Linked DNA regions of Homo sapiens: all the other regions are linked to region 1. A link is a contact called in ENCODE Hi-C or POLR2A ChIA-PET data. All regions are on one chromosome and are shown on one strand. Each heading gives the region's core, a stretch centred on a gene start or an enhancer-like site at or near the end of the contact. The rest is flanking DNA. Distances are from core to core; before and after follow the strand shown.

Region 1 (3,580 bases), core at 709-3,208:
GTGGAGTGGAGCACGTGAGTGCAGTCCTGTGTCCTGAAGCAGGGCAGTCAGTAACCGTCTCTAAGCTCCAAGTTCCAACACACCATGTAGACCCTAAGGGTACCTGCCTCTCTAGGGCTTGCCTGATATGGACAGACAGCGATGAGCACAACAGCAGTTAGGGATCCTTACCACTTGGTTTCTCCTCTGGGAAGAATTTTGTTCAGCTAAGTGTCTGTAAAAAGCTTCACGTTCTCACACGTTTTTTCTATTTTTTTTTTTTTGAGACAGAGTTTCATTCTTTGTTGCCCAGCCTGGAGTGCAATGGCGCGATCTCGGTTCACCGCAACCTCCGCCTGCCGCGTTCAAGTGATTCTCCTGCCTCAGCCTCCTGCGTAGCTGGGATTACAGGCATGCGCCACCACGCCCCGCTAATTTTGTATTTTTTTAGTGGAGACGGGATTTCTCCATGTTGGTCAGGCTGGTCTCGAACTCCTGACCTCAGGTGATCCTCCTGCCTCGGCCTCCCAAAGTGCTGGGATTACAGGTGTGAGCCACCGCGCCGGGCCTCATCCGTTTTCTGCTTATGGCAGGCCAGTCCTCCGGTCATGTTTACCGTTTGCTCTGGCCACCAAGCAGCCGCGTCTTATCCTTGCTCTATTTTTTTTGAGACTGGGTCTGGCTCCGTCGCCCAGGCTGGAGTGCGGTGGCGCGATCCCGGCTCACAGCAGCCTTGACCTGCCGGGCTCAGGTGAACCTCCGGCTCGGATTCGGGAGTATTAATAGCTGGGACCTCGGGCGCGCACCACCAGCCTGTCTAATTTTTCTTGTTTTTACAAGAGAAGGGCCGGGCGCGGAGTCTCACGTCTGTAATCCCAGCACTTTGGAAGGCCGAGGCGGGCGGATCACCTGAGGTCAGGAGTTCGAGACCAGCCTGGCCAACATGGTGAAACCCGGTCTCTACTAAAAATACAAAAACTAGCCGGGCCTGGTGGCGGGCGCCTGTAATTCCAGCTACTCGGGAGGCTGAGGCAGCGGGATCGCTTGAACCCGGGAAGCAGAGGTTGCAGTGAGCCGAGATCGCGCCACTGCACTCCAGCCTGGGCGACAGAGCGGGACTCCCTGCCCAAAAAAATAAAACAGAGGAGACGAGGTCTCTCTCTGTAGCCCAGGCTGATCTAGAACAGGATCCTGGGCTCCAGCGATCCGCCCGCCTCGGCCTCCCCCAGCGCTAGGCCCCCAGGCAGGGTCCCCGGCCCCGCCCCTCCCCGCACCCTCCCCAGCCGCGCGTCCACCCCGCAGGGCCTGGCCCGGGTCCCGCCGCTCTCATCGCCCCCGCCGCGCGGCAGGTCCCAAACGCAGCTGCGCGGAAGGCGAGGCCCGAAAAACCTCAGAAAGAGCCGAGCAGGGAAAGGCCGCGCGGCCCGCCTCGTTTCCCCGCAAAGAAGCCGCGCCCGTAGCGCCTCCGCCCGCCCCGAGCCCCTCCGTCGGCGGTCGGGGCGCGCCGCCCTACCCCAGTCAGGCGCGGCGAGTGCGGGCGGCTGCGGGAACCGGGCCTCCCTCCCGCCTCGGCGGCGCCAGCCGAGGACGGCCCCATGGCACCCTCCGGAGGGCCGGCCCGAGAGCCTCAGGAGGGCGCCCCTCACCTGCTGGCCTCGCCATCCGCGCCTGGGTCCGCGCGCCGCCGCCCGCCGCTCCTCAGAGACATGGAGCCGTTGGCTACCACCTCTGCTTCAGGGGAGAAATTTGGCGCGCTCCCACCCAGACTCGCGAGAGCCGGAAATGCCGCCGTCCATCAAGAGGCGCGCTCCGCCCCTCCCCCGCCCCCCGAGGCGCTCCAATTGGCGCCGGCGCCCGGCGGGGGAGGTGGCCGGCAGGGACCGGGGAAAAGTGTGTGGTAGGCGCGCGCGGCGCACCGTGGGGTTGGGACCGGGCGGCGCTGCGGGCCGCGGTGGGGCCGGAAATGTCAGGCGGTCCCCACTCCGCTCTCGGCGCCTCGGGCTCCGCGCCCGGCCAGCCTGAGGTGGGGTCGGTGCCCCCGGCGGCACGGCGCTGGGGAGGCGATGGCGCCGGCCGCGTCCAGGCTGCGGGCCGAAGCCGGGCTCGGGGCGCTGCCGCGGCGGGCGCTCGCCCAGTACCTGCTCTTCCTGCGGCTCTACCCGGTGCTCACCAAGGCGGCCACCAGGTGAGCGGGGGCGCGGGAATCGGACGCCGCCCCGGCCCCAGGTCGGCCGCAGCGGCGCGGGGCCTGGACGGGAGCGCCGGGCCGGGACCAGGCTGGGGGCGCGCCCGGGTCAGAACCCCCGGAGCGGGCGCCCTCCGACCCGGCGCTGAACTTCCCGCGGCGACACCCGCGTCCGCAGTCAGCGATTGTGAGGCGCCTTGCGGATCCCGCCCTCCCAGCGCGTGGAGGGCCCGCCCAGACCCGGGGGTCGGCGCTGAGGTTCCACCCAAGGACCCAACAGGGGCCCCGCGCGCCCGGGGAAGCCACGGCAAGGGGAGCGGGTCCGCAGGCGCGGGTGAAGACAGGGCGAGGGGAGCGGGTCTGCGGGGCGCGGGTGAAGACAGGGCGAGGGGAGCGGGTCTGCGGGGCGCGGGTGAAGACAGGGCGAGGGGAGCGGGTCTTGGGGGCGCGGGTGAAGACAGGGCGAGGGGAGCGGGTCTGCGGGGCGCGGGTGAAGACAGGGCCAGGGGAGCGGGTCTGCGGGGCACGGGTGAAGACAGGGCCAGGGGAGCGGGTCCTCATGGAGCGTGTGGAGACAGGGCCAAGGGAGCGAGTCTGCGGGGCGCGGGTGAAGACAGCGCCAGGGGAGCGGGTCTTGGGGGCGCGGGTAAAGACAGGGCCAGGGGAGCGGGTCCTCATGGCGCGGGTGGAGACAGGGCCAAGGGAGCGGGTCTGCGGGGCGCGGGTGAAGACAGGGCCAAGGGAGCGGGTCTGCGGGGCGCGGGTGAAGACAGGGCGAGGGGAGCGGGTCTGCGGGGCACGGGTAAAGACAGGGCCAAGGGAGCGGGTCTGCGTGGTGCGGGTGAAGACAGGGCCAGGGGAGCGGGTCTGCGGGGCACGGGTGAAGACAGGGCGAGGGGAGCGGGTCTTGGGGGCGCGGGTGAAGACAGGGCCAGGGGAGCGGGTCTGCGGGGCACGGGTGAAGACAGGGCGAGGGGAGCGGGTCTTGGGGGCGCGGGTGAAGACAGGGCCAGGGGAGCGGGTCTGCGGGGCACGGGTGAAGACAGGGCGAGGGGAGCGGGTCTTGGGGGCGCGGGTGAAGACAGGGCCAGGGGAGCGGGTCTGCGGGGCACGGGTGAAGACAGGGCCAGGGGAGCGGGTCCTCATGGAGCGTGTGGAGACAGGGCCAAGGGAGCGAGTCTGCGGGGCGCGGGTGAAGACAGCGCCAGGGGAGCGGGTCTTGGGGGCGCGGGTAAAGACAGGGCCAGGGGAGCGGGTCCTCATGGCGCGGGTGGAGACAGGGCCAAGGGAGCGGGTCTGCGGGGCGCGGGTGAAGACAGGGCCAAGGGAGCGGGTCTGCGGGGCGCGGGTGAAGACAGGGCGAGGGGAGCGGGTCTGCGGGGCACGGGTAAAGACAGGGCCAAGGGAGCGGGTCTG
Region 2 (3,580 bases), core at 733-3,232, 440 kb after region 1:
AACAAACAAAAACAAAAATTAGCTGGATTAGCCGGGCGTGGTGGGGCCTGAGGCAGGAGAATCGCTTGAATCCGGGTGGTAGAGGCTACAGTGAGCCGAGATCACGCCACTGCACTCCAGCCTGGAGACAGAGTGAAACTCTGTCTCGAAAAAAAAAAAAAAGTAGAAAAACAGAGACAAAGTAAAAGAAAAATTTAAAAATTAAGAGCAAAACTTACTGTAATAGGACCCCCCTCCCCAAAAAAGACCAAAACAAAACAACAAAAAAACCAAAACCAAATCTACATTTTTGAAAAGACTATGTACACATATACCTTATAGGAGTAATCAAGAAAAAAAGGCCTAGATAATTAGGTTCAAAAAAGAAAAAAATAACAATTACAGCAGTAAAATATTAAAAAGTGGTGATTTTAAAAATCACCATAGAAATTACTTACAGTGATAAAATAGCATGGGCAATTTTATGCCAATAAATTTGAAAAATTAGATTAAAAACAATTATCTAGGAAAGGTATCTAAAACAGAATACGAACTAAAAAACCTAATCAATGAGACTTTTTAAAAAATTGAGTCAGGGCCGGGTGCGGTGGCTCACGCTTGTAATCTCAGCGCTTTGGGAGGCCGAGGCAGGCTGATCACCTGAGGTCGGGAGTTCCAGACCAGCCTGACCAACATGGAGAAACCCCATCTCCACTAAAAATACAGAATTAGCTGGGCGTGGTGGCTCATGTCTGTAATCCCGGCAACTCACAAGACTGAGGCAGAAGAATCACTTGAACCCGGGAGGCGGAGGTTGCTGTGAGCCAAGATGGCGCCATTGCACTCCAGCCTGGGCAACAAAGAGCGAAACTCTGTCTCAAAAAAAAAAAAAAAAAAAATTGAGTCAGAAGTTAAATGCGTACTAAATATTTTAAGACCAAATAGCACCAAACTTTTGGAGGCGGGCGGGGGGCGGTGAGGGGTGGTGACCTGTTTTACAGAATAGAAGAGAGACTGTGCTGTCCAAATTATTCATGAAGCTTGTAAAATCTTGTTAGTATAACGGGCAAGGATAGTACACAAAAAGATTAAAACACAATCTTGTGAGCATAGGTGAAGTCAAAGGGAAACAGCCAATTGAATACACCAGAGTATTAAAGAAATAAAACCATATCGCATTCAACCACAGTATAAGGCAATAGGTGAAAAAAACGATGGCTGTGATTCAACTCATTACTAGGTTTAGAGATTCAAGAGAGGCTGCTGGACAGAGGCGTGCACCCTTTAGCCCTCCCGTGTTGCTTAGAGAAGGAGGCAAACGCGCATCCCCGGCCCCCCAGCGCTCCCTGCGTGGCACCCGCAGCCAGCCCGGGACCCCTCCGCCCCGCGCGCCCCTGGTCCCCACTCGCTCCCCGCGCTCCACTCGCACCCGGTAAGTAGCCCCTCCTCCCTCAAGGGCCTCTCCCACCGCCGCCTCCCGGGCAGGCTCCCTGCTGCTCAGACTCCCGTGAGGCGATCCCTGCACGCAGGAGAACTCAGCGGGCCAGGCTGATCCCACGAGGGACTTGTCCCGGGTGAACGAGCCACAGGCCCGCATGCTCACCCGTCCTCAGTGCCTGCCTCCAGGCGTCCGCGGTCCCGCCCGAGGGGGACGCGAGGCCGAACTACGTTTCCCAGGAGCTCCTGCGCCGCCCCGCAGAGGGGCCTGGTCTGTGCGTCACGGACGCGCTCTGGGCCGAAGGCCCGCAGGGTCCGGCACAGAGTGGCGGCTGCGGCGCCGGCGACGAATCGCCGGCTCTAGGGTCCCGGGGCGCGCGGCTGACGGGCTGGGGGCGGAGCGTGGCCTGAACGCCAGGCTGGGGCGCGTGCGTAACGGTGTGTGTTGTGGGTGCGTGTGCGTGCGTTCGCAGCAGGGGCGGGCGTAGGACCAATGGGGGCGGGGCGCGTGCGCGTGCGTGACGTCAGGCCACGGGGAGGTGGCGCCGCCGTGCCGAGCCGGCCTCAGACTCACCTCTGACGCCGCTCTTCGCGCTCCGCTGGTGAATGGAGTCGCGTTCTCTGTTTTGCTGTTGCTGCTGCCTTTGTGACGGGATCGCTTTCTCCCATCGAACCTTCTAGTTGCTTATTGCAGGTATATACGAAAGTGCTGAATTTTGTGTTTGCATCGTCATCAGGCGCGTGTTGAGCCCTTTAGTAATGTAGCAGTGTATTAGCTTCGTATTTCTAGGTAGACGGTAATTTCGTCAATGAAAAAATTTAACGGTGATCGTCACCCCTTGCCTCAGTCACTTTCTGTCCCTCGCGCGGCCCCGGCGTTCACGGCGGACGTTCTTGTTCTGTGGAGAATAACGGCTGCACCTGGAGATTGACGCAGAGTGGGCGGCGGTGGTGGTAAGTTTGAACCAGATATTTTCAGTAATACAAAATAAGGTTTCTTCTAGTCTAACTTCCATTTTTCCCCCCAGCTGGGATAGATGTTTAAAATTTTGCATATGGCCTTTCTAGTATTTGTTGAAATAGTGACGCCGATTCGTGTGTGGTCTTTTAAAAACAAATCCTGCATCTCTAGCTCTTAGCTTCCTCATCTTTGTTTTGTTTTTTAATCAGATAGATTAACTGAAGGCGTGTTTGTGTGGTTAATCTATTTTTTTTATTTTCAGAGACAGATCATAAGTTTAATTACTATATTTTTATTTTCCCTTGACACTAGATATATATACGCCATCTAACACATAATATGAGTGTCAAAGATAAGGTTAACATCAAGATTTCGTACGTAGATCCCACCCAAAGTGTATGCAGAAGGTGAACAATTTCAATTCCAGCTATACATTAATTGCAGAAAGATACTGTTAATTAAAAAAAAAAAAGTAAAAGGGAAGGCAGGATGTCACCCAGAATGCCAGCCAACAAGTGTTATTAGGTTAGAAATGACTGCAGTTAGGTCTCCGAGAACTGGATAGCACAAATCCTCCCTACCCTTTTGAAAATTACCTCCACACTAACTTTTCTCTTGTGACATAACTAATCTCTTCTGTTTTACTAAAATTGTCCCCCATCTTCCAAAGCCTCTTGGATGGTAAGTTGCACACGCTCCTGCCTCTTTTTGAAAGTTACATTTGTTTTTTGATTACTTCTCTCAGCATGCATTTCTTTAGCTCTTAGTATATGCTAGTCACAAGGGCAGAGATTTGAGATACACATCATAAATTAAATGAGAATTTCTGCTTATCAGTATTTTATATAAGCACTGTCTGGAAATTCTACTTAGGACAATATTTAAGTAGATATGAGGCTTACCTTCTGGAAAAGAGATTACAAAATTATCCTTGTTAATTAATTAACTAATTAAGTCCCCAAAATGAGAAGAGATTCAATTACTATCAATAATTTGTAGTAAAGTGACTGAAAAGGAAATATATAAGCTAATAGATTGATTGCCGTCCTCAACAAGTTAGCACATACTTTTATTTTTAAAAAGTCTTCACAATAGGAAGAAAATAATTTTAGCTAGAAATATATGTGAACTATATGAGAAAAACTTCAAAACCTTACTAGGCAATTCTTACTAGAAGAATAAAGGATGAGTAAGAATAAAAAC
Region 3 (3,580 bases), core at 306-2,805, 390 kb after region 1:
GATAAAAGTTTACAGTAAAGAAGCCGGCTAAAACCCACCAAAACCAAGATGGCAATGAGAGTGACTTCTGGCTGTCCTCATTGCTACGTCTTCCACTGTCAGAGGCGGTTGAACCAGGGCAACTCTATCTTGAGTAGGGGCTGGTTAAAATAAGGCTGAGACCTGCTGGGCAGCATTCCCTGGAGGTTAAGGCATTCGTAGTCACAGGATGAGACATGAGGCTGGCACAAGATACAGGTCATAAAGACCTTGCTGATAAAACAGGTTGCAGTAAAGAAGCCGACTAAAACCGAGATAGCGATGAGAACGACCTGATTGTCCTCACTGCCCACCAGTGGCTATGGCAACGTCAGGAAGTTACCCTATATGGTCTAAAAAGAGGATGCATGAATAATCCACCCCTTGTTTAGCATATCATCAAGAAATAACCACAAAAATGCGCAACCAGCAGCCCTCGGGGCTGCCCTGCCTATGGATTAGCCATTCTTTATTCCTTTACTTTCCTAATAAACTTGCTTTCACCTTATGGATTCGCCTCAAATTCTTTCTTGTGCAAGATCCAAGAACCCTCTCTTAGAGTCTGAGATCCGGACCCCTTTCCAGTAGCAAAAGGTCTTAGACTGAAGTACTGACTCCACAGTCGTTGTTAAGAATCCTAGTTGTTTAATAGAGGCGGTCTTGGGCTCTTGCTGGGCCGCGGTGTGTTCTGGGAAGTGTAGTCACCTGAGTCTCCAGTTCCTTGTCTCTGGGCCGTGTGTGCACGCCAGCGAAGCACTGTGGGAGTCGTAGTAGGGGAGGAAAACCCTATACCCTCTGGCGTGCGGCGCAGGAGTTTGGGGGAATGTAGTCGCCAGAGCTCTGCGTTGTCTTCCGGCTTTGGGCGTGGCCACGATGCACTCTGGGAGTCGTAGTAGGGGAAGAACGTCCTCCGCTCTTTTGCGCACGGTCGCTAGAGGTTCTGGGAAGTGTAGTTGCCTGAAGCTCGTGTTCTTTGTCTTTCGATGATGTGCGCTTGGCCTCAAAGCACCCTGGGAGTTGCAGTGGGGCGGGGAAAGCCATATGCTCTCTCGCGCGGGGTCGCGGTTGTTTCTGGGAAGTGTGGTGGCCTGAGTTCCACGTTCTTCGTTTCTCCGCTAGTTGTGCGCTTGGCCGCGAGACACTCTGGCAGTTATAGGAACACAAAGGTCTGTGTACTCTTCCGCGGGGGGCCGCGGTTATTTCTGGGAAATGTAGTTGCCTAGGACCCGGGTTCTTTGTTTCTCGGCTCTGGGCGTGGGAGGATAGCCCCTATGCTCTGGCGCACCGGGCCGCGATGGCTCTGGGAATTGTAGTTGTCGCAGGCCCTCGTTCTTTGTCTCCTGGCGTTCTGGGCACGGCAGCGAGGCGCTCTGGGAGTTCCAGTAGGAACGAAAAGCCCTTGCGCGCAGGGCCGCATTGGTTTCTGGGAATTGTAGTTTCTTGAGGCCGGCGGCCTGGTTGGGGTGACGTCGGCGAGGCTTCTGAAGACGCAATTCCTGCGACGCCCGCGGAGGGGCCCTGGGGGGCGGCGCCGAGCGTCTGGCCTGTGTTGGCTGTAGGCAACGAAAGGAGCCCTCCCGGTCTGCGCCGGATGGCCCCGGGCGGTGACTCGGTCCGGAGCCCTGGAACGCTACGCCCACCTGGCGGAAAGCACCACGGAAACGCATCCTTCTGTGGCCACTGTTAGGTGAGGGGGTTCTGGGGAGGCGCGCCGTGGCAGGAAGAGAAAGCCGGCGCCAGTGGTCCAAGCGCGATCTCTCAGGGCGCCCTGCTCTCTACGTGGGAGGCGCGGAGCGGGGGCCACGGGAATCCCCAGTGCGGGAATCTAGTGACTTGGGCGCGGCCTAGCTGGCCTGTTCGCTCAGGGCTCCTTTCTCTCTCTGCCAGGTCTGCCATTTTACACTTTTCTGATCTCCTCCTTCCCTTCTGTGAGCTATGTCTCAGGTAAGCTAATGATTGATAAATATATATATATATATATATATAAATTTTTATTTTTTTTTTAAGAGAGAGACAGGGTCTCCTCCTGTCGCCCAGGCAGTGGAGCGATCATAGCATCCTGTAACCTCAAACTCTTGGCCTCAAGTGAGCCAACCCACTTGGCCTGTTTCCGCTTTTCTTTGTGAAGTGCAGCCGTGTTTTTCAGGACTTGGGACGTGGCTTTCTTTCTCCTACAACCACCTGCCTGGCAGAACCCCAGGACCCTGTCCCTTGTTCCTCCTTTTCAGGTGCTTATACTTAAGTATACATGAAGAGAGTGACAGGAAGCTATCCAGATGTGGGCGGGGTTTCTGACCTGGCTGGCATGTTTTAGGGTGAGAGGGTAGGGTGCCAGCTGTTACATCGCCTCCTCTTTCCCACAGTGTTAGAATGAGGAGTGCTTTACGTTACTCCAGCGCCCCTTTATTCATTTATTCAATATGTTTTTACTGAACCTCTACTTTCAGTGGTTCCCACAGTGTGATCCTTGGACCAGCAGTATCAGCATCATCTGAGAACGTATTAGAAATGAATATTCTTGAGTCCTACCCCAGACCTTCTGAATCAGAAACTGAGAATTTGGCCCAGCAGTCTAACAGTCCTTCCAAGTGATTCTAATGTGCAACTCATTCTAAGTCTTGAGGATGCAGAAGTGACCAAAACAAAATCTCCGAATCCTCAGAGCTCATTTTTCAGACATGACATAAGGAACACATTTTTATTTTGATTTGGCCTAAGGGCTTGGCTGGTAATTGTGCTTCACAGCAGTGGGGATAACAGGGTCAACTATTCAAAATGAGTCCCTCATTTCAGTTCCACTTCTTTATCCTACTTTTTGTCATACTTCTCTCCAAATTCAGAGGTTCTCTGAGTTTTGCTGGGGAATCCAATTTCCACCTCTGCTGCAGATCTTGCTGTGTAGGAAACAGCTGCTTTATTAGTCAACAGTCTTTAATCACTTTTTTATTAAACTTCAAAACTGTAAATTATAACTGCCATCCATCTGGGACTGCTACTAGTTTGAGACATTTTAAATTCCCATTCATGCCTTATAGATCAATGTGGATCACTCAAGTGGTGCAAAACCAGGCTGCAAAGCAAGGGCTTATATATTATTCCCCCTAACTCTGAGGGAAAGTGCTTTAGGTTCTGTCCTGGGAGGTATTACATTCTCTTCTTGCGGAATCAAGATTCTTTATTGCTTATCCTCCTTGTTCTGTGACATTGCTAAAATTACCACTAAGTTTCACAGGTATTTCTTTAGGATTAGGGATAACTGTGACAAACTTGAGACTGTATGCCCCATTTGAAGGGTGGTGCTGTTATCTGCTGTAGCGAATTATTACCCTGAAGAAATTCTGGCTGAATTATATTAAAATAGGCTGGTATTAAGGAAAATATACATTGTTTATTAACATAAAGGAATACTGTAAAATCTTAAGAATTTTTACAACCAATGCCAAAAATCCATATTGTTCATGTGTATAATCCTTTATTTTGAATAAAATTGTAAATTATCTCAGGACAGATAATTTATGTTTTTCTCCTTTTCTCCAGTTATACAACAAAACACAAGAGCTAG
Region 4 (3,580 bases), core at 353-2,852, 350 kb after region 1:
TCACACTAACTCTACCTTAATTTGCACATGGGACCCAAGAAGAGGCTTGAAGAGACAACTGCACATGGTCGGGGACTTTCCAGACTTCCTTTTTCCTTCACCATTCACCTGTGAATCCCAGAATCCACCCTCTAAACCTTTTTTCACAATAGTGCTGCCTTAAGGGCAGCACAGAGAGATAGATTTGAACTAAACTCCTGTCACTTTGTTGGTCAACTCGCAATTAAGCTTTTCTTTTCTCAAACGCCTGGTGCCATAGTATTGGCTTCTGTGCACATCGGGCAATGAGGTCTTTTGCGTAGCAGTATTTGGATATCCGGTTTCCTCACGCTATTTATTGAAGCGACTGTCCTTTCCCCATCGTGTATTCTTGACACAAGATTAGTTGACTTGCCTAAGATTAGTTGACTGTATATGCATGGGGTTATTTCTGGTTTTTCTACGCTGTTCCACATTGGTCCATGCGTCTGTTTTTATGCTAGTACTTCACTGGTGAGTTCTACCTCTGGGAATAAATATAAGAATTCTCTAATCACTGGATGTTTGAAGCAATTCACTAAGCAACTCATTATGATGCTTTCTGGCAAAGGATCTCTGAATTTGTCTTCAAATTGTGGATAAAATTGGGTCAAATTTGGCCCATGTTGTCCTGGAGAATCATTTGTGTCACAAATTATCAAATTTATTAGTATAGAGCGGATTTTCATTCAATTTCCTATGTGTCTATGGTTATTTCTCTTTTTTCATCTCTCTCCTCCATCTCCCCGGCCCCATCTTGCTGTCATAAGCATCGTGACTTACCTATAATTCTCCCTACGACTCCAGTTATGGATCAACTTTACTTTTTTCTGTTAATTCTTACCTTCTTTCCATAAATATATTTAAATTTTTTCTGGTTTCCTCAACTGAAGTCAAACCAATTGAGTATTGGTGGGCCGGGCGCGGTGGCTCACGCCTGTAATCCTAGCACTTTGGGAGGCCAAGGCGGGCGGATTGCCTGAGCTCAGGAGTTCGCGACCAGCCTGGGCAACACGGTGACTCCCCGTCTCTACTAAAATACAAAAAAATTAGCCGGGCGTGGCGGCGGGCGCCTGTAGTCCCAGCTACTCGGGAGGCTGAGGCAGAAGAATGGCGTCAACCCGGGAGGCGGAGTTTGCAGTGAGCCGAGATCACGCCACTGCACTCCAGCCTGGGTGACAGAGCGAGACGCCGTCTCAAGAAAATATATATATATATTGGTGGATTCGGTTTCCCTTTATGTTTCTCAGAAAACCGTGTGAGCCCGTTTGGAGTCACTCCGTCTCCAAGCGACAGGCACTTCCGGACGCGGGGCACTGTGGGAAGTTGAGTTCGCGGGGCTCCTTCCTTCGCGCATGCGCACATGCACTCTTGGTAATGCTTGCAGGTGGCCCGTTCTTCCTCTTTGTCCTTCGCTGCCACGTGAGAGGGGAGTGTACGCGTGTGCGCGCGTGCGAGTGTGCGCGTGTGCAGTCCCCGACTCGTCCCGGCCCGTTCGGAGCCGCCCGGGAGCGCACAAAGGCCGACGGTTTGGGCGCGTGCGCGGGACACGGGGGACGGGCGGTGTCACGTGATCGCGAGGCCGCGGGCGCGCGGGCGCGACTCGGCGGCGGCGTCTTTTGTGAGTTCAGTGAGTTTATTGCGGGCCCGGCGCTGGGGGCTCCGGGAATGGCGGGGGAGGCGCGCGGGAGTGGCCGCGGGGAGCTTCGGCTTCAAGGCCCTGGGCGTCCGCGCGCGGATGCGGGTCTGGGGCGGGTTGGGGCTGGGCCGGGTCGTGAAGATGCCGTGGGCCGCGGAGCTGCGCGGATTCTGGGCTGTGGGGCGGGCACGGCCTTTCCGGAGGCGCCGCTCCTGGGCGTCCTTTCAGGCGGGCGTGGAGGCGCCAGCCTCGGGCGCGTTTAGCCTCGGGCGCGTTTAGCCTCGACCTCGGGCCAGCCCGCTTGCCGCGCCGTGGCCCTAAGGAGCGGCTGCCCTGCTGGACCGCATCCACCAGCAGCCTGGCTCTGCCGCTATCGAAGGAGGCTTTTAAAGCGCTGGGGTTACAGGTGTGAGCCACCATTCCTGGCCGTGTATTTTTTAATGGTTATATTTATTGACTGTTTTAAATTTTTTAAGTGACTTTTGCTTTTGGTATGGTGTAGCGAAATCTCCCCTCAAATTATACATATATTCATTCACCTGTGGTTTTTTTTTGTAGACATTCTTAGGGTTTCCATTATTTTAAAATTTAACCCACTGAAAGTAGTTGTATGAAATAGCTACGTTTATTTTCTTTCAAATATTCTTGTATTCATTAAATAATTTAATTTTACTGATGGCTTTGAAATGCTACATTTATTGCATGCTGACTCTTGCATATTTAGACAGTTTGCTTTTTTTCATCTGTATAACTTCTCTGGAGCCAGTGTCAAATGTTATAATGATTATAATTTGTATGTATTACAGTGGGCCTGTTCACACTCATTATTTTGTATTTCCAAAAGCATCCAGGCCCGGTGTGGTAGGGCATGCCTGTAGCCCCAGCTACTCTGTAGGTTGAGGTAGGAGGATCACTTGAGCCCAGGAGTTCAGGGCTGCAGTGAGCTATGGTTATGCCATTGCACTTCAGCCTGGACAACACAGTAAGACCCTGTCAAAAAAAAAAAAAAAGTGTCCGAATTGTTCTTGAACCTTTTTTCTTACACATAAACTTTAGAATTTTGAGATTCTGATTGGAGTCGATGAGTTATATAAATCATTTGAGGTCAAATTATCTTCACAATCTGAAGTCTTCCTATCCCAGAATAAAATCGAATTATAAATTTCTTTAATTCTATTTTTATAGTTCTCATTGGTGTTTTTAGTATGCTTCATATGGGTCTTGATATTCCTACATATTTTATGTATTTTGTCAATTATGAGTCGGATTTTATTTTTTTGTTATTTTATGTGAGTTGTTTATATCTTACAGAAATAAGGTTATTGACCTGGAAAGATGTTCTTCACATAATGGGAAAAAAACAAAAACAGCTTTTAAATATGACCATATGCTTCCATTGTATGAAAAATATCACAATAGTTTCCATCATCCTAAGAATGGTTACCTGTGGTGAGATCATAGATAATAGTTCTTATTTAGCTTGTGTATGTTTTTTATATTTTGCCATCATATATTACTTTTATAATAATAATTATAGCTAGTATATGTTTCGTATGACTGTGTGCCAGCTTTTGTTCTAAGATTTATGTATTATCACAATTTAAGGTATAAAGGAGTCATTTCTTGTATAACTGGGAGAAACTGCTGTGTGTTTCTGAGTTGGCACTGAAGTTTGAACCACAAAAAGGCATGAAAAAGAAAGTGCTGCTTGTTAGTGTGATACAGTTGAGGCAGGGCGTCCTTCATTTATATTTTTGTGGGAATTAGTGACTGAATGTGTGCATGGGAATAGGAGCTGACTCCAGGATTTATGTTGTGTGTGTTTGTGCATGTAGATATGCACAAATGACAATATGACTTTAGTATTCATGCTTTGAACATAGCAGGATAGAGAATTAACATTTGAATTTTGCTACTTACTAA
Region 5 (3,580 bases), core at 340-2,839, 300 kb after region 1:
ACACTTCGGTTACTTCCAAATCTTGGCTATTGTGAATAGTGCTGCAGTCAACAAGGGAGTGCAGACAGCTCTTGGATATACTGATTTTCTTTCTTTCGGGTATATACCTAGGAGTGGGATAGCTGCATTGTATGGTAGCTCTATTTTTATTTTTTTGAGGAACCTCCAAACTGTTCTCCATAGTGGTTGTACTAATTTACATTCCCACCAAGAATGTACCAGGGTTCCCTTTTCCCCATATCCTCACCAGCATTTATTATTGCTTGTCTTTTGGATAAAAGCCATTTTAACTGGGGTGAGATAATATCTCGTTGTAGTTTTGATTTGCATTTCTCTGATGATCAATTATATTGTGTACCTTTTCATATACCTGTTTGCCATTTGTATGTCTTCTTTTGAGAAATGTCTATTCAGATGTTTGGCACTTTTTTTTTTTTTTTTTTTTTGAGACAGGGTTTCACTCCTGTCATCGAGGCTGGAGTGCAATGGTGCAATCTCGGCTCACTGCAACCTCCACCTCACGGGCTCAAGCAATTCTGCTGCCTTAGCCCCCCAAGTAGCTGAGACTACAGATGCATGCCACCACATCCGGCTTACTTTTGATATGTTTTGTAGAGACGAGGTTTCACCATGTTGCCCAGGCTAGTCTCCAACTCCTGGGCTCATGCGATCCACCCACCTCAGCCCTCCAAAATGCTGGGATTACAGACGTGAGCCATCGTGCCTGGCCATTTTGCACATTTTTAAATCTCAAAAGGCCAATCTACAATAGTGGTGTTATCTGTAGGAGTAACTGGGGAAGTTGCGTGTCTTGTGACCAATCCACATCTTAGCAGAATTCAGGCTCCTCTCCTCCCGCTAGCTTGGTGGTCTCTCATAGGTTTTACAAAGGCAGTTGGGTTTTGGAAAAGGGCTATCATTTGAACTATAACCTAAATGTCTTCCAAAGTTAGCTTGGCCTAAGCCCAGGAATAATGAAGGCATCTTGACAGCCAAAGGCGCGCAGAGTTGGGGGTTTGGTTAGATTAGACCTCCCCCACTGCTATAATTTTCTCACTGATATAATTTTTGCAAAGGCAGTTTCATTACTGGTGTGGTTCTATTTATTTGTTTTTCACATCTACTATAGTTTCTCCTTTATGAAGTTGGTTACTGTATTATTTGGTGCACTGATATTCAAAACTGTTATTTAACCCTATGAACTGCAGCTTTTAGCTTTACAAAGCGTCCTTTTTTGCTGTGCCTTCTGGTCTGAACCCTATCTTGTTTGATATCAAAACCTCAGCACGCCTGCGTCTCTGCTGGGGTCGGACTCTGAGTCAGTTCTACAGGCCCTGGGAAACTGGGCGTCCAGGCTCCGAGGATGGTACTGAACCTGGCGCAGCCGTGGGAGGGTGAACCAGGTGCCGCTGGCGGAGCCCCCTCCCAGCCTTCCTTTCCCGTCAGGCTGTGCCCCTCTCTAGATCCGCGGCAGCTGGAAGCCAGGCCTGTAACGAGGGAGCCTTCTCCGAGGATTGTGGGAGATGTAGTTTTTCCGGCGCCTTCGCGTCCTGGCGCATCGACGCAGGACGCACTTCCGCATGCGCCGCACTCCCGGCCTTAGTCGGGTGCGCGCGTGCAGGGCTGTTTCCGGCTTAGACTCAGTGGACCGGAATCTGGCCAGCGGGTGTACCTGGCTGAGTCTCTGTGGCCGCGGAGGCGCGGAGCTAAGCGGCTCGGATTATCCTGGGCAGACCAGAGACTTGACCAGCTAAACACTTCCGTCGGTCCGGGGCGTGGACGGGGCCAGATCAGCCTCCTGCTCTCCCGAGTCAGGGCCACGGAAAGGCACAAATCCATCCGTGCGACTCCTGGTACCCAGACCGGGAGGTTGTCTAGTCACGCGCGGTCTGTGTTGGGCGAGAGCTGAGGAGCCGGCGTCCCTGCCAACGACTCGGCCCCGGGACGGTCAGGAGCCTGGGGCCCTGGTCCCGCACCTGTCTTCGGGCGGACGCATCCCTCACGGTCTCTCCGCAGCCCGCGGGTCCTGCCCCCGCAGGCAGCGCGCGAACGTGGGCGTGGGGATGGCCACCAGTTTCCGGACAGCTTCGTGCTGGGTAAGTAGAGACTTTCCGTGTTTAAAATTCGACTGGATACTGAGGGTGGCCACGTTAATCTCTTCAGGGTTACTCCGGGAACTGAACTCACATTCAGCTGTAATTGTGTGCGTAGTTTACTAGACTACCCTCCCCACCAAACCAAAGCGCCTCTGAAGCTCGCCCAAGCTCTGGCCCTGCAGAAACGTGCCTGTGGTATTCTGTGACGGGCAGTTATACTGCACTTCATGGCCAGCTGCGGGCCCTGAAGTCTGAGGATCCTCCATCATTTCATGTTTTCTACACAAAGTTGTCTTATGGAGACCCTTAGAACTTAGCTGGAGAAATGATCAGTTCCTCCTTTTTCGTTTGGCCAAATGCTTGTTTATGGAGTGTCCTTTTGTCTGCTGGACTCTAAGGCTGGTGCTGGCAATGCAGAGATAAATTATGTATGTTCCTAATTTTAGAGGAGCTTTGGTTTGGTGGAGAGGGTAGTCTAGTGAACTATGGACGCAATTACAGGTGAATGAATAGGGAGAAAAGGCTAGGAGCGGAGCTCGAGAGTCCGAAAGGTAAGGGGCGGGCCAGTGGATCATCGGGACTTTATGAATTATTGATGGAGTGAACCAGAGGGGAGTCTTTACAAGTGATTTGATTGCCAAATCCTTTGCCCTCGGTGAGTGGTGTTGACGACGTTGCCGGATGTGGTGCTCTACCATTGAGCTATACAGCCGGAGACTAGGAATGCTATTGGAAGAGGGACCCTGGGAATGACTTTCGCAGGTGTTGAATATCCAATGCCTGTATTTCAGCCTGTAACTCACATGGGAGGTCTAAACTGGAAATACATAAAGACACCTTATTGTATTCGTGGAAGCTCAGAGTGTGACCAACTGGAACCCTCAAGAGGACCGAGGTGAGGACTCAGGTTAATGAAAGGAAAGGACACACGGTGGAGAAAGGCTGTTGTGCTAAAGAAACGAGAGAAAGTTAGGAGTGGATTTCTCCCCCTGTGAGTTTGTTCCTTTGTCAGAGATCAGTTGACTATATTTATATGGGTCTATTTCTGGGCTCTTTATTGAGTTCTATTGATCTATTTGTTGTTTCACTAATACCACACTGCCACACTGTCTTGATTTTTGTAGCTTTGTAATAAGTCTTTTTTTATTTTTTTGAGACGGAGTCTCGCTCTGTCGCCCAGGCTGGAGTGCAGTGGCGCGATCTCGGCTCACTGCAACCTCTGCCTCCCGGGTTCGAGCGATTCTTGAGCCTCAGCCTCCCGAGTAGCTGGGATTACAGGCACATGCCACCCAGTCCGGGTAATTTTTGTATATTTTGTAGCGATGGAGTTTAGCCATGTTGCCCAGGCTGGTCTTTATAGTAAATCTTTTGTTTTTTTTTCAAGGCAGGATCTCACTCTGTTGCCCAGGTTGGAGTGCAGTGGAACAGTCACAACTCACTGCAGCCTCGAACTCCCGGGCTCAAGGGATCCTCCACCTCAGCCT
Region 6 (3,580 bases), core at 485-2,984, 270 kb after region 1:
CATTCTGAGGCTTGCGCCACAGACCCCCTAAATTAGACCCCAGTCACTCAATGCCCAGGGATCCCTAATCCCTTATCCCCGGGGCCCCCAAGCATTCGCCCCCATGACACCCCATTCTCTAATCCACTCCATGCTGGAGCATTCACTGACATTCCCACAGGCCCTCCCAAACACCACCTGGAAAGGGATTGTGGGGCTCTGCACAAATGCCGATCCCGCAGGCCCCTCCAATGACGCCAAGTATGACCCCCGTTGTCCACGCACTCACAACTTGCAACAGGTCCACCATTAACTTACATCCAGACTCCCTTGTCACAAATACACAGCGCCATTCCTAATGCTTCCATCATAAGATCCCCAAACACAAGCACAGAAACAAACCCCAGCCACTCGCCAGCATAGGCCACCCCATACTCGCCTCCGCTATTGGAGACAGGGGTTGAAAGAGCAACCACTGTTATTCAGCTGTCAAATAAAACATACAACTGGACAGAGCAAAGAAAGACGGTTCCAAAGGGTTATTGGAAGTGGGGAAAAAAAGACGCGGAAGAGGGTTGGGAAGGGGAAGGAGAACGGGCTTCTGGGAAGAACCGTGAAGCCACGAGACTCACGTGCATCTCTGCAAGGCAAAAAGGGTTTTTCTTTCACAGAGAGGTGTGAACAAGGTTAGCAAAGACCAGGCCTGGCCAAGCGAGGTGGAAGTGCGGGCGACCAGACAGCAGAGCGGGGAAAGCTTGACCCTGAGCCAGCCTGTTCTCAGGCGAGGCTGCGTGTTGGCTCAGGCTGGGGATGGGCCAAAGCTCAAGAAAATGGGGAAAGGAAAGAAGCTTAGCTAAAGTTTGCTTAAGGAGCATTTTGCTCCGACCGCTCGGTGGAGTTCAGCCAGTCACCGATGAGGCAAGCGACGGCAACGTGGCAGGTCTGTGTGAACAAGGGGCATCCTGGAGGCTGACCAAAGTCATATAGGGAACGGGAGATCTTTGCAGTGAGCCATTTGCTGGAACCCAAAAGGGTGGGAAATTCCTCAACCTTCGCTGTTTTCCAGGAGCACAGGGCTCTGGTGAAATCCAACACTGTCACAGCCGGCAGGCTTTCCAGTGAATGGAACCCACACAAGCAAGCCCCTAAGCCCTCCAACGCAGGCCCCCGCAGAAGCCTCATCATTCACCCCGCTGGCCTCCAATGCTCACCCAAAGGCATCCAAATCATTCATCAGCAGAGTCCTAATCGCTGCAGACAAATCCTCCACACGGCCTCCCAGGGGCCCCTCTCCCCTGGGGCCAAGGGCAACCTCGCGTCCCCTTGCCCCGCCCGTGCTGCACCCCAAGTCTACAGCGACCTCCATAGGCCCCCAGTGAATCGCCCAGCTGACCCCAAATCTCCCCCGACACCCACATTCAGCGCCCCGCCGCCGCCCGCCCTACAGCCCCCACCCCACCCTCTGCCTCCCACCCCCGCGCGCCCCCAGAGCCCCCGCCTGAGGCCCGCCTTCCGCGCATGCGCCCAGGCCGGTCCGCAGGCCTTTCTCGCCCCAGCCGGCAGCCAGCTCGTTCGCGCTGGGGTCACCGCGAGCCGGTCCGCAGCGGGGTCACCGCGATCCCCGGCGCAGACACAGAGGCCGCCCCCAGCCCCGCCGCCTCGTGGTCCCGCCCCCGCTGCACGCTCCCTTACCCCTCGGACCTCGCAGGGCCGCGGCGGACACGGCCCGATCGGGGACGTGAACGCGCAGAACTACATTTCCCAGCGTCCCGCTCGCGCTGGAACTACACTTCCCGGGGGGCTCGGCGGTGCACCCGCCGGGGTCGCGGATTGGAGGTTTCCGGTTGGAAAAGCCCCTTGGCGGCTAACTGGGGAGGACTGGAAGAAATCTAGGATGGAGCCAGCACTGCTGGCCCAACATGTCTGTGAGAGAACCTAAAGGCGCCTCCAGGAGGAAGCGTCTGCATCTTTTCCTTGTTTTTTTTTTTTTTTTTTTTGGAGGCAGGGTCTCGCTCTGTCACCCAGTGGGGAGTGCAGTGGTGCCATGAACGCTCATTGCAGCCTCAGGCTGGTCTCCGACTCCTGGGTTCAAATGATCCTCCTGCCCCAGCCTCCCAAAATGCTGGAATTACAGGCATGAGTCACTGCGTCCGGCTGCTTTTCCATTTTTCATCGTAGCTGTAAGTAATATCGGTAAATGTTAGTGTTACGTGCGTCCGTATAGGAGACCACCTGAGCAGGCTAAGTGTGAGCAACACGCCTGTTTATTCACTTGGGTGCAAGTGGGCTGAGTCTGAGAAAGGAGTCAGCGGAGGGTGGTGGGCTTGTCATTGGTTCTTATAGCTTTGGGATAGGATAGGCGGTGGAGTCAGCAGCAATTTTTTTTTTTTTTTTTTTTTTTGAGACAGAGTCTCACTCTGTCGCCGAGGCTGGAGTGCAGTGGCGCGATCTCGGCTCACTGCAAGCTCCGCCTCCCGGGTTCACGCCATTCTCCTGCCTCATCCTCCTGAGTAGCTGGGACTACAGGCACCCGCCACCACGCCCGGCTAATTTTTTTGTATTTTTAGTAGAGACGGGGTTTCACTGTGTTAGCCAGGATGGTCTTGATCTCCTGACCTCGTGATCCGCCCTCCTCGGCCTCCCAAAGTGCTGGGATTACGGGCGTGAGCCACCGCGCCCGGCCTCAGCAGCAATTTTTTGCGGGCAGGGGAGGATGTTACAAAGTACATTCACAAGGGCGGGGAGGGTGTATTGTCACAAGGGCGGAGAGGAATGTTACAAAGTACATTCACAAGGACCGGGAATATTACAAAGTACATTATCACAAGGGTGGGGGAATGTCACGATGGCTTGACCATGGTGCGGCCAGCTCAGAGGACCTTACATTTAGTACATCCAATCCAGCAGTATTGACAAAAGGAATGAAAATAGATGATAGGGTTGGGCGCGGTGGCTCACGGCTGTAATCCCAGCACTTTGGGAGGCTGAGGTGGGCGGATCACCAGGTCAGGAGATTGAGACCATCCTGGCCAACACGGTGAAACCCCGTCTCTACTAAAAATACAGAACATTAGCTGGGCGTGGTGGTGGGCGCCTGTAATCCCATCTACTCGGGAGGCTGAGGCAGGAGAATCACTTGAACTCGGGAGGCGGGGGTTGCGGTGAGCCATCATGCCGCTGCACTCTAGCCTGGCAACAGAGTGAGACCTCATCTCAAGAAAAAAAAAAGGAAAAATAAATGAGATGAGGACATTACAGGGAAATAAAATATATTTATGGATATATAAAGCAGTGGCTTGTCCCTGTAGTCCCAACTACTGGAGGCTGAGGCAGGAGGATTGCCTGAGCCTGGGAGGTTGAGGCTGCAGTGAGCTATGATGGCAACACTGCACTCCAGCCTGGGCCACAGAGGGAGACACCTTCTCTTAAAAATATTTTTTGGCCAGGCCAGGCGCGGTGGCTCACACCTGTAATCCCAGCACTTTGGGAGGCTAAGGCGGGCGGATCACCTGAGGTCAGGAGTTCGAGACCAGCCTGACCAACATGGTGAAACCCCATCTGTACTAAAAATATAAAAATTAGCCAGGTGTGGTGGCTCATG

The links. Hi-C counts contacts between places; a loop is a spot of excess contacts on that map. ChIA-PET counts read pairs that join two places held with the same protein, here RNA polymerase II (POLR2A). Pooled maps may share reads with other maps.
Region 2: a pooled map shows a loop between it and region 1 (18-fold over the local background). The contact joins the promoter of ZNF10 here to the promoter of PXMP2 in region 1. A Hi-C loop is called at or near these places in 5 of 37 single-sample maps with no recorded cell type and 10 of 50 pooled maps.
Region 3: a map of gastrocnemius medialis shows a loop between it and region 1 (13-fold over the local background). The contact joins the promoter of ZNF140 here to the promoter of PXMP2 in region 1. A Hi-C loop is called at or near these places in 2 of 168 maps with a recorded cell type or tissue (CD4-positive, alpha-beta memory T cell and gastrocnemius medialis), 15 of 37 single-sample maps with no recorded cell type and 17 of 50 pooled maps.
Region 4: a loop to region 1 is called in a pooled map, with 35 times the contacts of the local background. The contact joins the promoter of ZNF84 here to the promoter of PXMP2 in region 1. A Hi-C loop is called at or near these places in 7 of 37 single-sample maps with no recorded cell type and 12 of 50 pooled maps. POLR2A ChIA-PET finds 5 or more read pairs at or near these places in 1 of 52 experiments (K562).
Region 5: a map of naive thymus-derived CD4-positive, alpha-beta T cell shows a loop between it and region 1 (20-fold over the local background). The contact joins the promoter of ZNF26 here to the promoter of PXMP2 in region 1. A Hi-C loop is called at or near these places in 1 of 168 maps with a recorded cell type or tissue (naive thymus-derived CD4-positive, alpha-beta T cell), 2 of 37 single-sample maps with no recorded cell type and 11 of 50 pooled maps.
Region 6: a loop to region 1 is called in a map of mammary epithelial cell, with 17 times the contacts of the local background. The contact joins the promoter of ZNF605 here to the promoter of PXMP2 in region 1. A Hi-C loop is called at or near these places in 1 of 168 maps with a recorded cell type or tissue (mammary epithelial cell), 5 of 37 single-sample maps with no recorded cell type and 7 of 50 pooled maps. POLR2A ChIA-PET finds 5 or more read pairs at or near these places in 1 of 52 experiments (GM12878).

What each region holds. Positions count from the first base shown.
Region 1 is chr12:132,685,629-132,689,208 of GRCh38, forward strand. PXMP2 (peroxisomal membrane protein 2) reads left to right here and starts at 1,959. Exons shown (of 5, transcript NM_018663.3): 1 at 1,959-2,164. The coding sequence starts at 2,043. POLE (DNA polymerase epsilon, catalytic subunit) reads right to left here and starts at 1,714. Exons shown (of 49, transcript NM_006231.4): 1 at 1,626-1,714. The coding sequence starts at 1,687. RefSeq lists a silencer at 1,165-2,474.
Region 2 is chr12:133,128,645-133,132,224 of GRCh38, forward strand. It overlaps ZNF10 (zinc finger protein 10), which reads left to right and starts at 1,983. Exons shown (of 5, transcript NM_015394.5): 1 at 1,983-2,110. It overlaps ZNF891 (zinc finger protein 891), which reads right to left and starts at 1,630. Exons shown (of 2, transcript NM_001277291.2): 1 at 1,583-1,630. RefSeq lists silencers at 1,246-1,425, 1,796-2,035 and enhancers at 2,086-2,365, 3,448-3,580.
Region 3 is chr12:133,079,368-133,082,947 of GRCh38, forward strand. It overlaps ZNF140 (zinc finger protein 140), which reads left to right and starts at 1,556. Exons shown (of 5, transcript NM_003440.4): 1 at 1,556-1,705; 2 at 1,906-1,962. The coding sequence starts at 1,954. RefSeq lists enhancers at 585-1,274, 1,345-1,544.
Region 4 is chr12:133,035,907-133,039,486 of GRCh38, forward strand. ZNF84 (zinc finger protein 84) reads left to right here and starts at 1,603. Exons shown (of 5, transcript NM_001289971.2): 1 at 1,603-1,639. It overlaps ZNF84-DT (ZNF84 divergent transcript), which reads right to left and starts at 1,316. Exons shown (of 3, transcript NR_110091.1): 1 at 863-1,316. RefSeq lists an enhancer at 1,220-1,309 and a silencer at 1,530-1,709.
Region 5 is chr12:132,984,778-132,988,357 of GRCh38, forward strand. ZNF26 (zinc finger protein 26) reads left to right here and starts at 1,590. Exons shown (of 4, transcript NM_019591.4): 1 at 1,590-2,096. The coding sequence starts at 2,064. RefSeq lists enhancers at 1,211-1,680, 1,936-2,435, 2,161-2,210.
Region 6 is chr12:132,954,572-132,958,151 of GRCh38, forward strand. It overlaps ZNF605 (zinc finger protein 605), which reads right to left and starts at 1,735. Exons shown (of 5, transcript NM_183238.4): 1 at 1,672-1,735. It overlaps LOC124903064 (a long non-coding RNA gene), which reads left to right and starts at 1,978. Exons shown (of 2, transcript XR_007063552.1): 1 at 1,978-2,159. RefSeq lists enhancers at 453-1,283, 712-1,006, 1,284-2,112, 1,866-1,945 and a silencer at 1,366-1,705.